Linked DNA regions of Homo sapiens: region 1 is linked to region 2. Evidence: read pairs that join two places in POLR2A ChIA-PET (ENCODE). Cell type or tissue: OCI-LY7. All regions are shown on one strand. Each heading gives the region's core, and the rest is flanking DNA. Links, peaks and the distances in the headings are about the cores only. Region 1 has its middle 40 kb from the start of RNF144B. Region 2 holds the start of LOC124901544 (small nucleolar RNA U13).

The links. ChIA-PET counts read pairs that join two places held together with the same protein. Peaks named below come from ENCODE experiments on the same cell type or tissue, not always from the same donor. Only the 100,000 strongest peaks of a DNase experiment are listed, where the experiment ranks them.
Region 1: POLR2A ChIA-PET joins it to region 2 with 6 read pairs; 4 of 35 experiments call an interaction of 5 or more read pairs at or near these places.

The regions. Positions count from the first base shown.
Region 1 is chr6:18,345,490-18,348,409 of GRCh38, reverse strand. No RefSeq gene overlaps it. Among named protein-coding and RNA genes, the nearest start is that of RNF144B, 40 kb to the left of the region's middle. In OCI-LY7, for the core only: CTCF peaks have their summits at 2,458 and 2,657; no DNase peak of the experiment used is centred there; H3K27ac peaks cover 513 bases.
Region 2 is chr6:18,399,357-18,402,276 of GRCh38, reverse strand. It overlaps RNF144B (ring finger protein 144B), which reads right to left. Exons shown (of 8, transcript NM_182757.4): 2 at 2,578-2,778. The coding sequence starts at 2,742. It overlaps LOC124901544 (small nucleolar RNA U13), which reads left to right and starts at 225; the gene lies at 225-326. RefSeq lists enhancers at 1,248-1,297, 1,408-1,507. In OCI-LY7, for the core only: no CTCF peak of the experiment used is centred there; DNase peaks (open chromatin) are centred at 936 and 1,376; H3K4me3 peaks cover 371 bases; H3K27ac peaks cover 1,490 bases.

The sequences.
Region 1 (2,920 bases), core at 210-2,709, 54 kb after region 2:
AATATGAGACATTGATCCATAAATCACAATCTTTATAGTATGCATTCTAAAATAAAATTAAAGGTTAGTATTCTAAGACTTTGAAAAAAGGGTTGCAACTAACAGAACCTATAAAACACTCTAGGGAAGGGAGAAATCACTGTCAAGTAGACAGAATTGATAGCCTGGGAAATCAGGTTGGGTTTTTATCCCCCACTGATTCTCCCCAGCTACCCGTGCATTAAATGTGCTCAGGGAAAATAAAAATCTAAAAGCCACCCTTGTTCTGCCTCAATCCAGCTCACCTACAGGTCAAATTTAAAGGCACATTTATTTAGCCTCCAGCTCTCTGCTGCTAAGCTCATTGTAATTTCCGCTGATTACTTTGAGAAGTACCTTTCAATTTGGTGGAGGGAGGGAAGTGTGGAAGGCTGGAGTTCCACTTATTTCCTCAGAAGTAAAGCCAGAGAGTGCAGCCTTCAGGGACAGTGTCATTATCTGGATGCTTTCTGAGTCTCAGAATCTGCTGATATCCACATTATCATTCCAATCTCAAAAATTACTTCAGGCCGGGCGCTGTGGCTCACGCCTGTAATCCCAGCACTTTGGGAGGCTGAGGCCGGCGGATCACGAGGTCAGGAGATCCAGACCATCCTGGCTAACATGGTGAAACCCCATCTCTACTAAAAATACAAAAAATTAGCCGGGCGTGGTGGTGGGCGCCTGTAGTCCCAGCTATTCGGGAGGCTGAGGCAGGAGAATGGCGTGAACCCAGAAGGTGGAGCTTGCAGTGAGCCAAGATCGTGCCACTGCACTCCACCCTGGGTGACAGAGAGGACTCCATCTCAGAAGAAAAAAAAAAAAAGAACAGTGTCTTAAGATAGGAGGGGTTTCTCTTTCATATTAAAAAAATTTTGGCGAGGCCCAGTGACTCATGCTTGTAACTCCAACCCTTTAACAAGCCAAGGCAGGAGAGTCACTTGAGCTCAGGAATTTGAGACCATCCTGAGCCACATAGCAACACCCCATCTCTACACAAAAAAATACAAAAATTAGCTGGGCATGGTGTTGTGTGCCTGTAGTACTAGCTACTAGGGAGGCTGAGGTAGGAGGATCGGTTGAGCCCAGGAGTTCAAGGCTGCAGTGAGCTATTATTGCACCACTACACTTCAGCAGCCCAGGCAATAGAGTAGACCTTGTATCAAAAAATAAATAAATAAAGCTTTTAAATAAATAAACTTTTCAAGTCTGCACACAATCATGCATGCCTTGCAGTTGCTTGAGTCACTCAGGATTTGAGCTTATTCTGTCTTCCTGCTCTGTGATCTCACGTCAGGCTTCTATTTTCAATATCACTTCACGGTCCAAGATGCCTGCTAGAATCCCAGCCATTACATCTGAGACCAGCAGAAAGAGGAAAGGAGAAAGAAACAAAATGTCTACCCTTTCTTAAAGGGCCAAGTTCAATAGCCTTTCTGGAGCTTCCCACAACACTTTGACTTACATCAGCTTGACCGCAAAGGAGGCTGAGTATAGCCTTTAACTAAGCTAATGTTCTGTTGCTAAAGGAAAAGTTGAAAATGGAATTTGGAAAGGCAACTAGTAGTCCTTGCCACAGATTAAGAAATCAGCAGCTGGGCACGGTGGCTCACCCCTGTAATCCCAGCACTTTGGGAAGCTGAGGCGGGCAGATCACCTGAGATCAGGAGTTTGAGACCAGCCTGGCCAACACAGCAAAACACCGTCTCTACTAAAAATACAAAAATTAGCTGGGTGTGGTGGCAGGCACCTGTAATCCCAGCTACTCAGGAGGCTGAGGTAGAAGAATCGCTTGAACCCAGGAGGCGGAGCTTGCAGTGAGCCGAGATCGTGCCACTGCACTCCAGCCTGGGAGTCAGAGTGAGACTCCATCAGAGAGAAAGAAAAGAAAAGAAATCAGCAACATAGTTCAGGCTCTCTCCATTTAAACTTTCTCTCTGTGACTTGAATCAACCTCATTTTTTTATGTTGTCCCAAGTTGTTACCGGCCTTAGATGATGAGTGTATGACATTAAACACAAAAAACTCGACACCATTACCTTCTGCCATGGCTGAATAAGCTAAAGACATTTAACCACATTTACTGGTGGGATCTGTTGTCCAAGAGGTCATAACAAACTTAGCTTCAGAAACTGGACTTATGATGCAGGGATATGCATTCAGTGCACAACAGTCATTCATTCCCTTTCTGGCCAGGTATGCATCAAGCCAGGAGGTCTCTTAAATAATCCTAAGCTAAAAACAGGGACGGAGATTCTTCTACCTCATACTGAGGGGCAGGTACGCAAAGAAGTAGTCACTGTTGCAATATGAATCACCCAATTTTCTTACATATATTTGACCCTGAGGTCATTCTTATAGATTCTCAGTGGTCAAGCAGCTAAAGTAAGATGCTTTTCAATAACAGGCAGAGCCATGTTGCATAAAAAGTAGGTTACTACAAACTTCCTATTTAATGTCACATAACCTCTTATACAGCTTGCCCTGAAACTCTTCTCACTTCCTTCATACCCACTGGGTACCCAGTGGTCTTATGCTGCCCATAGCCGAGAATCCTCAGTCATAGCATTCCCATTGCAAAGTGGCTGCTTTCCAAGTCCCCATCCCCAGATGCCTGTGTCTTAGACTGTCCTAGAGGGGTCAGACTTCTGCCTCATGGCAATAATGGTAGTGTCAGTAAGGCAAACCAAAGAACATAACCAGGCCAGGCACAGTGGCTCACACCTGTAGTCCTAGTGCTTTAGGAGGCTGAGGCAGGAAGACCACTTGGGCCCAAGGGTTCAATACCAGCCTGTGCAACATAGTGAGACCCCGTCTCCACACAAAAACAAAAACCAAAATTAGCCAGGCATGGTGATGTACTCCTGTAGTCCTAGCTACTTGGGAGGCTAGCAGGGGAAGG
Region 2 (2,920 bases), core at 237-2,736:
TTCATTTTACACAGGAGAAATCAGAGGCCCAAAGAGATTAATCATGTGCCCAATTACACAGCTGAGTTGGGGTAGAGTTGGAATTGGAGTGTGGTGATCTTGGAAACAACAACAAAAAAAGCTAGGCTCACAGCAAAATGGCCAGGGATGCCTCTTACAGAAGACAGGACAATGACAGAATATTGTTAAAGCTTTATTAAATCCAAGAAAATATACCAGTATAGATCCTCTTGTAGTTCATAAGCATGATGATTGGCTTCTCCCAGTCACATGAGATATGCCTCCCTCAAACCTGGTTACACCATAAGCACATTATCCATCTAACATGAAAAGAAAAAATATATACATTACATATACCAGTATATACCGGCATAACATCAAATCTAGCAGGAAGATCATTACATGTGGATACTCCCTGGGGCAGGGGGGTGGTTCTCAGTAAAACCATTTTAAATATATGGTAGGCACAAGCAATTGGGAGATGTCATCCAATTCTGTTTAAAAGTAGAAGTCAGTAGTATGTGGCATATGAAAAAGTTACAAATTTCTTTTCAGCCTCGAAAATACAAAACATTTGATACTGAATACAGATGCAAATTAAAGTCTGGGAAGTATTAGACACATTTTAAGTCATTTTTTTAAAAACAAGAAATAAATCTCTAACCAAAAGAAAGTTAGAGGAGTATTTCAGGTGAATCTGATTCAAATTACAATTTTACAGACACTAATGTAATCATACACCGCTTACTATTTTGGCAGCTCACAGGTAACAGGTAACAGGATGCCAGGGAAAGTTAATGTTTCTAGGTGCAAAAGGATCCAAAATTGAGGGATACCAAAAAACATTCAGCCATTTGACTCTCTGCTTTTGAGCACTCCCTAACAATGAGGAAGTGTGAATCTAGATGACTGAAAAAGCTAACTGTACTAACTCCTACCCTCAAATTGCTGAAAGAGAAATGAGAAGCAGCCATGCTGTTTTGAATCAGGAACTAAAATCTACTGAAACAATAACAGGACAGTGTTAGCTCCCTGAGAAGATGAAATACAACCTTCACCATGTATTATTTCCCCAATGTTGACGCACACGCTTAAATTCTGCACTGTTAAATGTCATAGCAAAAATTGAATTCTTTTAAACAGCAGTAACCCTCAGTGAAATATTTGCATACTGATTTTCACCACATGTTGCTTCTGACTCATTTGTTTCAAGGATTAGCAAGGGTCTGCAGCAAGGGTGAGAAAGTCAGAGAAATAATTGTTTTGAAGGACAGCCTTCAGAAACAAAGCAAGACCAAAGGAAACTGAAGTTGCTCTGAGATGACAAGGCCATTTCCTCACTTCCTATAAAGCAACACACACTAACAACAAGAGGAAGGAGAGGCAGCACAAACATCACTCCTCAGCAAGGCCTACTTCTGATCCCCCTACCTAAAACAGCAACATCCTCTAAGCCCTGAACTCCTACACAACGTTCTTATATAGAATATAAGCTCCTAAAAGCAAGAAACTTCGCTGGGTTTTGTTTCCTTAACTGATAAATCCTCGTGCCTAGAACCATTCCTGGGACATAGTTCCTGCTCAACAGATATTTGTTGATTAAATGAACAATGCTATTCTGTGTCATCACTGAAGCCTACAGGAACTCAATCTATTTCCTACCTTTATACCTTAACCGACCAACCTTCAAGGAAAAGTGGCAGTAAAGGTCACAGGTGTTGATACCAGGTGTCACACTAAAAGAGATAAGCCCACTTCTGCAGGTCTATAGGGCTCTCATTAAGTGGAATAAGAAGGATTCAGCATACTGTGAAAACAGCATAAAAGGAGCTATGACAAAGTACAATTTATATCATGTACATTGTAGAAGATGAACAAGTATATGAATGAAAATTCAGTACATAAAGTAAATTACTACCTGACTTCTCCATCATTTAAAATACCTGGTGAGTTTCTTATAGGTGGTAGTTAACTACAGCATGTTAAATTTTTTTTTTTTTTTTTGAGACAGAGTCTCGCTCTGTCGCCCAGGCTGGAGTGCAGTGGCCTGATCTCGGCTCACTGCAAGCTCTGCCTCCCAGGTTCACGCCATTCTCCTGCCTCCGCCTCCCGAGTAGCTGGGACTACAGGCGCCCGCCACCAAGCCCAGCTAATTTCTTTTGTATTTTTAGTAGAGACGGGGTTTTACCATGTTAGCTAGGATGGTCTCGATCTTCTGACCTTGTGATCCGCCCGCCTCGGCCTCCCAAAGTGCTGGGATTACAGGTGTGAGGCAACGCACCTGGCCAGCATGTTAAAATTTTTCTATTCTGTTCCATAGTTTGAACCTTAACAGAAAGACTATTTATTCAACCAATAATTAAATTTCAAACATAAATTATACTCAGCTAAAACAAGTAAACCCAGGATTTACCATTTAAGATACTATTTGGAAATAGGTTCAAATATGAAATGCTTTCCAAAGCAGGATCATATTGTAGCACACTCTGGTTTCTCAGTAAACCACAGAAATATATCCTACTTTTATGATTTTTCCCTTTGTATTTTCTCATAGTGAAAGCATCAAGGAAAACTCACAGCTGTGCAAAAGATGCACTGGCATTCCTGGAGTGTGGTCATCTTGTCCAGAGACTGCTCACACAGGCAGAGTTTGCAAGTGATGAGGGGGGCCGGAGCCAGGTCTCCAGGAGTGGGATTTTCAGCAGTCATGGCGAGATAGTGGAGCCTACCAGCTGAGCCCATCAGCCTGTCTTCAGCATTCTTCAGTCTCCTCAATCCCTATAGAAAGGTCCAAAGCAGAAAATATTATATGGATTGATAAAGCTATTGTTTAGCCAACACGTCTGGAGGCCAGCTGATCAAATTCTCACCCTCAGTTATCCCAAAACTTACAGCTAATGCATTTCTGGGAACGACGGGC